Regions from separate parts of the Homo sapiens genome. Here region 1 is linked to region 2. Evidence: chromatin loops called from intact Hi-C (ENCODE). Cell type or tissue: CD4-positive, alpha-beta T cell. All regions are shown on one strand.

Region 1 (5,000 bases), 320 kb after region 2:
CTCGTCAGGTGACCTCCCCGGAGCACCGACTGGGGTCGCAGGCGCTCTGTCCCGCCGCCTCCGGAGCCTGCCTTTGGGGAGTGGGGGTGGTCGCAACCACCAGCCGCGAGGAGAGGATTGCACCTCTCCCCCCCGGCCGGCATCCGAACAGAGCCAGTCTCCACCCCTGCAGTGGCGAAGTGTTTACAAAGTCCGCGCCGCGCCGCCGATCCAGAGCTGGGCAGGAAGTGGGGAAGAGGGGGCGGAGGAGACAAAGGGGCTGGTGCTCTGCTCAGCCAAGTTTCGGTCCCCGGCCTGACTCTCCCACCCCCTGTACACCCTCGGCGAGGCCAGGAGGCTCATCCGGCGCCGCGCACCCCCGCCCGCAGCCCCCGCCCCACGCGGCATAGGTGCGGGGGCGGGGCGCCACGGAGGCTCAGGTGTGGGCGGCGGGGCCGGGGCAGCACGGGTTCCCGGACCGCTGCCTCCCGGCGTTGGCAACTCCTCCACGTGCTATCCAGGAAGTAAACAACATCATGAGGAGCGACTTCTTTTTCTTTTTCTTTTTTTTGAGATGGAGTCTCCCTCTGTCGCCCAGGCTGGAGTGCAGTGGCGCGATCTCGGCTCACTGCAACCTCCGCCTCCCGGATTCAAGCTATTCTCCTGCCTCAGCCTCCCGAGTAGCTAGGACTACAGGCGCACGCCGCCACGCCCGGCTAATTTTGTGTATTTTTAGTAGACACGGGGTTTCACCATGTTGGTCAGGCTGGTCTCGAACTCCTGACCTGAGGTGATCCACCCGCCTCGGCCTCTCAAAGTGCTGGGATTACAGGCGAGAGCCACCGCGCCCGGCCGATTTCTTGACTCTTACTACACGTCAGGCACTGTGACAGACTCTTTCTGTGTATCATCTCATCTTTCCCCCAGCTTTACAGAAGAGGAAACTGAGACACACTGAGGATTAAGGTCAAGTGCCCGAAGTACCATAGCTGGCTAGTGTTAGGATCCAAGCCCAGAATCTGCGTCCTGCCAGGCACCTGCAAATGGGGACGAACACGGCGCAGCTAGAGGGGCTGACAGGCTAGGGAGAAAACCACTGGTAGCCGCGGGCACCCCACGCCCTGGGAGTGAGGCGGCAAGGGACAAGTCTCCCGCCCCCTAGACTTGCCTCGCAAATACTTGCGGGTCGAGGGCGCGAAGGCAGCAGGATGCAGCGATAGACTTGGACTAGGTGGTCCAGGCTCTACTTCCAAGTGGGCCATTGACAGGCGGGGCGGCCCTCAGCACAAAATCACCAGGCTGGATGCTCCAGGGTTTCCCAACATTACTCGCTCAGAAGAATCATCTGGGGAGCTCCTTAATGAGAAAGATTCCCAAGCCCCTCTTCCAGAGAGTGAAGTCACTGGGATTGGGCTGGGCCCAGCCAGGTGTTACTAATAATAAGACAAGTTTGGAAAACCCTGCGAGTGTAGATGATCTCCTGGTATGCTCTTTATAAGAACCGATTTTCATATTAAAATAGGTTTCTTTTAACTCAGTGAAACCGGGCGCGTTTTCCTGGCCCACAACCAAGCCACTGAAGGCCCCAGAACACTTCACTCTCAAAAGGTCACGTGAGGCTGGCGCGGTAGCTCACGCCTGTAATCCCAGCACCTTGTGAGGCCGAGGCCGCGGACTGCTTGAGCTTAGGTGTTCGAGACCAGCCTGGCCAACATGGCGAAACTCGGTCTCTACTAAAAATACAAAAACTAGCGGGGCGTGGTGGTGCCCGCCTGTAATCCCAGCTACTCCGGAGGCTGAGGCGGGAGGATCGCTTGAGCCTGGGAGGTGGAGGTTGCAGTGAACCGAGATCGCGCCATTGCACTCTAGCCTGTGAAACGGAGCAAGACTCTGTATCCAAAAAAAAAAAAAAAAAGTCACGTGAGCCGGGGTCACCGGAGGCGTCCCCCAACCGACTGGGCTTCGGAAAACCAAGGGGCGCACGCCGCCCCGCCCCGCCCCGCCCCGCGACTACAAGTCCCATCGCGCCCCGCGCTCGCGCACACTACGCCAGAACAAGATGGCCGACGCGGCGGCCACAGCTGGGGCCGGTGGCTCCGGAACGGTAAGGGCAGGAAGCGCGGGCTCGGAGCCGAGAGAGTTTGGGTATCCTGCAACTTTCCCCTCGACTGAGCAACAAGATAATGCCCAGAAATTCAGCCCCATCATGAGCTCCGACTGGCGGAGGGTGTTTTCAGGCCGTAGGCGCCCCCTCCTTGGGACTTGGCTGCGGCCTCCGGAGTTGGCGGACCTGTGTCTTGATTGGCTCGTTCGCTGTTGGGGGTTGGGAGCCCGGAACACCCCCGATTGGTCTGAAGATGCCGTTTTCGCCTTCTTATTGGCCGGCCAAAGTTGAAAGGCATTCCCGTTTCAAAATATTTAGCTTTCTTACTTTTTTGTGCTTTTATCTTTTGCCCTCCTCTCCTCGCGGTCACCTCTTGTTACTGTTTTCATTTTCCCTTTCAATGAAATGGTGTGAAGATGGGAGGCACAAGAGAGGGATCCTGTTTTTTCTGCGGGACACGTCTTAATCCCATCATGCGTGTTTCTTCAGCTATGTATTCTAATAATCTGCTAAAGTAGAAAGTAAAAGACCTGCTATTTTATCTCATTGGGACTGTACGTTTTAGGTAAGCGGAGAAGTGGTCTCTGTATTTAAAGCACCTTGGGTGCTCAATTTTTACTCAGTTGGCCAAGATCTGTAAATCTAAACATTAAGCACTGATTTTTAAAATAAAATTATTTAGTAAAATAACTTTGCTTGCCGTTGACCACGTATGAACTATGTGATTGCATCCTTCTCCTGTGGATGAAAATCTCTCTGCTGATTCACAGAGATCGGGAAGTAAACAGTCCACTAACCCTGCCGATAACTATCATCTGGCCCGGAGGAGAACCCTGCAGGTGGTTGTGAGCTCCTTGCTGACAGAGGCAGGGTTTGAGAGTGCCGAGAAAGCATCCGTGGAAACGCTGACAGAGATGCTGCAGAGCTGTGAGTACATGGAAACACTTGGCCTTGGAGTCAACCCCAACATCAGTTCTGTGCCCTGCTTTGTGATAGTGTTTGAGAGGATTTAAGAAACAAACTTTTTTCTTAAGAGGGGAGAAAAAAAATTTTTTTTAATGTAAAAAGTTGAGAAAAGAAAACAGCACAATGGGCCGAGCGTGGTGGCTCACGCCTGTAATCCCAGTACTTTAGGAGGCTGAGGCGGGTGGATCACCTGAAGTCAGGAGTTCAAGACCAGCCTGGCCAACGTGGCGAAACCCCGTCTCTACTAAAAAACACACAAAAAAATTAGCTGGGCGTGGTGGCAGGTGTCTATAATCCCAGCCACTCGGGAGACTGAGGCAGGAGAATCGCTTGAATCTGGGAGGCAGAGGTTACAGTGAACTGAGATCGCACCACTGCACTCCAGCCTGTGAGGCTCCATCTCCAACAACAACAACAAAAACAGAAAAGAGCATAATGAAGTGACTTACAGGCTTTAGAATCAGATAGACTTGGTGTACATCATCACTCTGTCACTTAATAGCTTGGGCAAGCCACTGAATCTCCTGAACCTCAATTTCCTCATTTCTGAAATGGGATAACAGTTTCTACCTCATGGATTTGTGAGTGTAAGTGAGATGTATATATAAAACATTCAGTGCTGGGGAGATTTTAAGCTCTTGGTGAGTTATGGGTGCCCTTAAGGACTTTTGTTGGGGAGTCAGGACTAATTCCCCATGCAATAGATATCATCACATTATGTAATGAAATGCTAGATTGTGTGATACAAAGAATGAAGGGGAAAAGCCCCCCCCCCCTTTTTTTTTTTGAGACAGAGTCTCACTGTGTTGCCCAGGCTGGGGTGCAGTGGCACAATCTCAGCTCACTGCAGCCTCCGCCTCCCAGGTTCAAGCAATTCTCCTGCCACAGCCTCCCAAGTAGCTGGGATCATAGGCGTGCACCACCACGCCTGGCTAATTTTTGTATTTTTAGTAGAGACAGGGTTTCACCATGTTGGCCAGGCTGGTCTTGAACTCCTGACCTCAGGTGATCCACCCACCTTGGCCTCTCAAAGTGCTGGGATTACAGGCATGAGCCACTACACCCAGCTGAAAAGCTACTTTTAAAAGGAAATGTGTTGAGATTTAGAAGCCCGGGTGTGGTCTTACAGAGGCTTTTCTGCATGTACAACATATTTCCCTGTTTTGAACTTTTGGGGCATGGGATGGGATGAGGGATGGAAGTATTTACGGTGTTTCTTAGGGATCAACAACTATGAAAGGAAGTAGGAGAAAGGTTTGGGCAGAGGGAGATGTGGGGTGCAATGCAGGCCCAATAAAGAAGTGGACAACTTAGCCAGGACCCCTGGAGCATTATTGCCCATCAAGCTGAAAAGGCCCTGCCTTTATACTCAGGTCTTGATCAAACAGTAGATGTGGGCTACCCCAGGAAGGGTGATCTTGGGCAAGGTGGCTCTCTGCAGCTGATATTTGGCACTTTTAAATACCAAATGTTTTCCTAAAGCAGTGATCTCAATCATTGTGGCTTCAGAACTCCTATATTTATTTATTCTTATTAATTAGAGATGGGGTCTTGCTGTGTTGCCCAGGCTGGCCTCAAACTTCTGGACCCAAGCCTCCCACATAGCTGGGACTACAGGCATGTGCCACCACACCCAGCTCTCAGAATCCCTTTATATTAATAAACATTGAGGACCCCAAGTAGCTTTTGTATATGTGTATTTGCCACGTTAGAAAAAACAAATTTTGGGTCTAGGTGTGGTGGCTCACGCCTGTAATCCCAGCACTTTGGGAGGCCGAGGCGGGTATATCGCCTGAGGTCAGGAGTTTCAAGACCAACCTTGCCAACATACTGAAACCCTGTCTCTACTAAAAATGCAAAAAATTAGCTGGATGTGGTGGCGGGCGCCTGTAATTACAGCTACTCGGGAGGCTGAGGCAGGAGAATCGCTTGAACCCAGGTGGCAGAGATT
Region 2 (5,000 bases):
ACTTTAACCACACACACAAACTCACAACCATTACATAAACCCCACACCAACCCAGAAAGCAACATCATGTACTCACCATGTACCAGGCACTGCCGCACCCTTAGTCCTCACAACAGCCTGTGAGGTGGGTGTGTTTTCATCTCCCTCCTCTCAGATGAGGATCCACACTGTACATGCATATATGTTCACTGCGTCCTGGGACGTGAACATTTCTGGCAGCTCTGGGAACCCTGAACTCCCACCCTCCGATCAGAGGAGGCCAACCCAATTTCCATGGTCATCTCCAGGGCAGCCCCAAGCCAGGCCCCAAGTGCTGACTGCCCTCCATCCCCAGGACAAAGGCCCAACCTGGTTTTCATGACAGCTGTGGTTGGGGAAACCCCTGTTGCCTGCAGAAACCGAGTTGACTTTGAAAAGGAAGAGACAGAACCCAGGGGGTGGCTGGGCTACTCCCTGTGGGGGCAGGTGCTAAGTAACTCTATTAACTCTGGCTAATGATGCAATTACAGTCATAAACAGAGCCCCAGGAGGGCTCAGGGCCAAGAGCTAGACCCTCAAAGGGCAGCCAGACTTGAGGGGTGGGAGTCCCCTTCCACCTACTTCTCAGCTTTCCAGAAACAGGCTGAGGAGGCCTGTGACAGCGCACGTGGGACCCTGGAAGGGCTCCTGCCTGCCCTGGCCCACTCCCTGCCCACCTCTGACTGTGAGTCACCAGGCCATTAGCCCGTAAAAGCCCAGTTGGCTCTCCCTAGATTCAGTGCCCACCTAGGGTGTCCCCTGCCCTATCCCCTGAACTCCTTCCAGGGCACCCGGAACCAAGATACCTGGGTCCCCATTTGGCTCCGTCTCCCAGAGCTGAGTTGAGGACAAAATAACCCTGCAGCTGTAACAAGCCTTGTAAATGGTAAGCACCATTGGCTTCCCTCGGGGAGAAGCAGAGCATGGAGTCACCCAAACAGCTCTGCCCTTCATTTACACCCTCTGGCTCCCAGCTCTCCGGGCCCCGCGGCCAGGAGGCAGACGGAGAGAAGGGAGCCAGGCGAGTTGCTCGTGGTCCTGGGGCTGGGGTCACCGGCATGGTGAAAGCATACCGTCAGGTTAGCAGGCAGGGACCTCAAGGCAGCTGACCCTTCCCTTCCTCTGCCTCTGCCTCTCCTGGCCGGCCAGGAACTATTGCTGGCTGTCCCTCCCCGGACAGTGAGCTCCCTGAGGGGAGGGCCTGAGGACTGTCTCCCAGTCGTGGCACCAAGAACTGCGTTCTAACCGAGCGCATCCGCATCTGTCCACCCAGAAGGAAACCAGAGACCAGCCTCCAACCTCATCCCCAGCTGCCCAACAGTGCCAGGTCTGGGCCAATGGAATCTCGGCCAGGGCGGGTGCAGGGGCCTGAGGCCACACCCCAGAGGTGTCACTGGGGGCCTGCATCCGTCTTGTCCCTTTCCCTGAGGGATGAAGCAGCCCCTCACTCGGGATGGGGGGAGGGCAGAGGATGGGAGCTGGGCAGTAATTAACCTGCACTTCCCCAGCGAGCTCTAAGCCAAAAACTGCGCTCAAGTTGAGTGCAGAAGCTCCGCGCTGAACCGTCCCCAGAACAGACAGGCGAGAGAACGACGGCTGGAGCTGAGGGGGGTTCGGGGGAAGGCGCAGCGGCCAGGGGCTGGCGGAGAGCGGAGGGCGGGGGCCTGGGCCCAGCGGGGTTCGCGCAGACAAGCCCCGCCCCGGGCTCCCTCCCTTCCTCACCCGGGGCGCGGGGCTGGGGCGCGCCAGGCGGCTGCGGCGCGAACCTGCTCGCGCAGCCCGGAGCAGCTCGGGGCAGCCGTGCGTGAAGCCGGAACCCCGCGCGGGGAGGGGGCCGAGCTGGCATCTGCCCGCTCCCTTCCAGGAGGCGAGCGGACGCGCTGGGCCAGAGCTGGTCGGGACAGCCCAGGGGTGGGCGGCACGGACTCGGGGGATCGGGGGGAAGGGGGCGTGTTTTCCGGGATTCGGGACCGAGACGGGGGGAGGGGGAAACTCGGGGGGCGGGCAGGCAGCTGGGAACCCGGGGGGAGGCAGACAACGGGGCGCACGGAGGGAGCGCTCCGGGGTTGGTGTTCCCCAGGGTCATAGAATAACCCACGGGGAGAAAGAGACTGCCCAGGGACTCGAGGGGACGGGGCCAGGGGCGGCTTCTTCAAGAGACCGAGCTGGAGGAAGGGACGGGAAGGGAGGGAGAGATGGTACTTCCACCCGCCCCCCCATCAGCCCAGCCCCCGGGGCGTGGCGCCGCTCTGGCCCTCCCACTCCCCCCGCTGGCCTGGCCAGACTCAGCCCCCGCACACCTCCCCTACCTCCGACCCCCTCTCAGGCATCGCCGGCCCCAGCCGTGTCCGGTGGAGGGGGAGTGGGCGCGGGGCCCGCGCGTCCCTCAAACTTCTTGCGAGTTCACCATCACGCCTCCCGCCCCTTCGACTCCCAGCTCCGGGCCGGGAAGGCCCATGCCCGCCCGGCCCCTCCCGCCCGGTTACATAAGGTCGCGGAGAAGCCGCCCCCGGCCCGCGCCTGAAGGGAGGGGCCGAGGGGGCTCCCGGCTCGGCGGGCAGCGCCGCTCGGGCCACGCGCTGGGCGCCCGGGGGCGGACGGACTGCGGGTGGGTGGCGGCGCGCACGGTCCTGCTTCCCTCTCCTGCCGGCATCCCCCACCCTCCCACCTGTCTCCGGGACCCACGGGATAGGGGCCAGGGAGCCTGGGTCGGGGGTCCCGGGCCCTCCTCGTGCCTCTCGCTCCCCGGTCCCGCTCACCTCGCTCTGAAGGTCAATCTGTCCGCCGCCCGCGCCCCGCGGCTCCGGCAACTTGTCGCAAGTTCGGGTGCCTGGCCCGCAAGCTGTGCCCGCCACCTGCTCCCGGCCTGCTCCGGCCCCGTGCCACCAGGGAGGCCCGCCCCGTCCGCCCTTCCCGCCGCCGTCGGCGCCGCGGCCGCTCCCTGCGTCCCGCCCGGGCCGCCGCCTCCGCTGTCACCGAGCCCCGCGCCCGGCGCCCGGGCTCCGGCTGTCACTCCACGCACACTTCCCTCCGCGCCCGGCAGAGGGCAGCACCCGCCCCGCCTCCCAGCCGCTCTGCCTCGGCGCCCACTGGGAAGCGTAGTTCTCGCTGCAGTCCCGCTAGGCACGCCGGGATTTGTAGTCCCGCTCAGCGGACTAAGGCTTACAGGGAAAGAGGCTCTTGACTTGGAACCTCTGATCCACTTCTACCTCTTTGCAAGTTTTCTTTCTCCTCTCAGTAAAGTCCCAAACCAGGGCTCACTAAGATACATTCTGTAGCCTGTCCGACCCCCTAAAAGGAACCTGCAGCCTGCTGTCCTTCGGCAGTCTAAGAAAGAGAGGGTCCCAGATGGTGTGCTGTTGCCATAGAAACTCCACCTGTGGCAAATTCCAGCTTCTCTTCAGGAGTAGGGTGCAGGACCTGGATCTTGCACTTTTATCCCTGCCCCGATCATAAGGGGCAAGGCCAGGGTGAGCCTGGCGAAGTACAGGGTAAAATATGACAGTAGAAGGCAGCCTGCCCCCATTATGGGTTCTACATTCACGCCCCACTCACCAGCCTGAGCTTGCTGTCATGTTGCTGGACAGAAATTGTCTGAGCTCCTTTCATGTCACCTTCCCTTGTTGGAAGTTCACAGGGTGCGGAGGCATCATTCTCTACTTTCTCCTCTTCCCCGCCCCTTTTTCCCTGTCTCCTCCCCCAGCCCCTCCCCTGCTTTTCTTCTCCTTCCCCTCCTCCTTTTCTTCCTCTCTCTCCTCCTTCCCCACATACAATGTTGCTCCTGGTTTCTGGATCTTTTGCTAAGAGGCTCCTGAGGAGGACAGGGATGAAGTCCAAAGGGACAAGATCCCTTGCTGAGTTGGTTCCAGCAAATAGGCTCGATTTCTCTGTGACTCAAGTAGGAACACTCTCCCCCGGCCCGCCACCCACCCACCCATGATGGCGCTACCACTGTCTTCCCTTTCCAGGGGAAAAGTATGAACTTTAAGCTCTGAGGGTTACAGAGCCCATCCCAAGCCATGCCTTAGGTCCCATTTCTCTTAGAATCACAGTGACCCACCAGGAAACCTTGTAGCCACTCAGGGAAAACTCCCTTCCAAAAACAACAGGATGACCAACATAAAGAAGAACTATTTATTATTAGAGAAAGTCCAGAGTCCAGAAAAAGAAGGCTGAATCCAGAGTGGAAAGACAGATACAATGCCCTAGGAGGGTGCAGGGTCAAGAGGAAGAGGGGAGCCCACGTGTCGAGGCAGCAAGTCTAGGCGGCAGTGGCAAAGCCTACTCTGTTGTTGCCCAAGTCGTAGACGGAATAGTAGGACCTGAGGAAGACATCCCCGAGGATCCACAGGGGCTGGCCGTTCTGGGAGGACAGGTAGGTGGGCTCGACTCCCACGGTGCAGTAGCCGTTGTTCTGCTCAACAAAGAAAGGCAGCACTCATTCATTTGTCCACACATGAGCTGGGCCCTGCTCAGCTCTGAGCCCTGGGCTGGGAGCACAAGTGCAGAGCTGAGGGAGCCAGGGTCTCTGCCTTGAGGGCTCATAGGCCAACTGAGCCACCAGAGCAGAGCGGGTGGGAGGATTTCTGGAACAGGTACATTCAGGCTGCCGTGGTCCTCAGCAGGGTCTCCTCTCCCCATGATGGGAAACTTCTCTTCCCACAGACCTCCCTCCTGCTCCCAATTTGGAGCAGATCAGCCTGGTGGTTAAACCTTGGAGCCAAACCAACTTGAATTCAAACCTTAGCTGTGTCGCCTTGAGTCAGTTACTCAACCTCTCTGAACCTCCAAGTTTTCATTTGTAAAACAGAAATGAGTATCTCCCTCATTAAATACTGTGACAATTAAATGGGATCATGAAGCAAAGTGCTTTGCACAGTGGTCTGCCCTAGTAAGTGCTCAACAAAGAGCCCAGTGCCTCTCCCCACTAATTAATAATAATTGATCATAGATGACAATCTTCTATTTCATAGCCTTGTTCC

Evidence for each region. A loop is a pair of places that touch in the nucleus more often than their neighbours do. Peaks named below come from ENCODE experiments on the same cell type or tissue, not always from the same donor. Only the 100,000 strongest peaks of a DNase experiment are listed, where the experiment ranks them.
Region 1: it touches region 2 in a loop (15-fold over the local background); 14 of 110 quality-filtered maps call a loop at or near these places.

What each region holds. Positions count from the first base shown.
Region 1 is chr6:42,048,504-42,053,503 of GRCh38, forward strand. It overlaps TAF8 (TATA-box binding protein associated factor 8), which reads left to right and starts at 2,021. Exons shown (of 9, transcript NM_138572.3): 1 at 2,021-2,083; 2 at 2,854-3,010. The coding sequence starts at 2,039. It also overlaps a transcript of CCND3 not described here. RefSeq lists a silencer at 258-507 and enhancers at 1,644-2,195, 1,977-2,526, 2,196-2,747. In CD4-positive, alpha-beta T cell, no CTCF peak of the experiment used is centred here; DNase peaks (open chromatin) are centred at 338, 1,598, 2,028, 2,308 and 2 weaker places; H3K4me3 peaks cover 3,128 bases; H3K27ac peaks cover 2,527 bases.
Region 2 is chr6:41,732,573-41,737,572 of GRCh38, forward strand. It overlaps TFEB (transcription factor EB), which reads right to left and starts at 3,036. Exons shown (of 9, transcript NM_001271944.2): 1 at 2,778-3,036. PGC (progastricsin) reads right to left here. Exons shown (of 9, transcript NM_002630.4): 9 at 4,139-4,432. The coding sequence ends at 4,280. MIR10398 (microRNA 10398) reads right to left here and starts at 1,038; the gene lies at 982-1,038. RefSeq lists enhancers at 135-214, 232-928, 285-334, 825-934 and silencers at 1,585-2,024, 2,155-2,684, 2,725-3,194. In CD4-positive, alpha-beta T cell, a CTCF peak has its summit at 3,091 (motif pointing right); DNase peaks (open chromatin) are centred at 399, 1,739, 2,239, 3,099 and 3 weaker places; H3K4me3 peaks cover 2,862 bases; H3K27ac peaks cover 2,573 bases.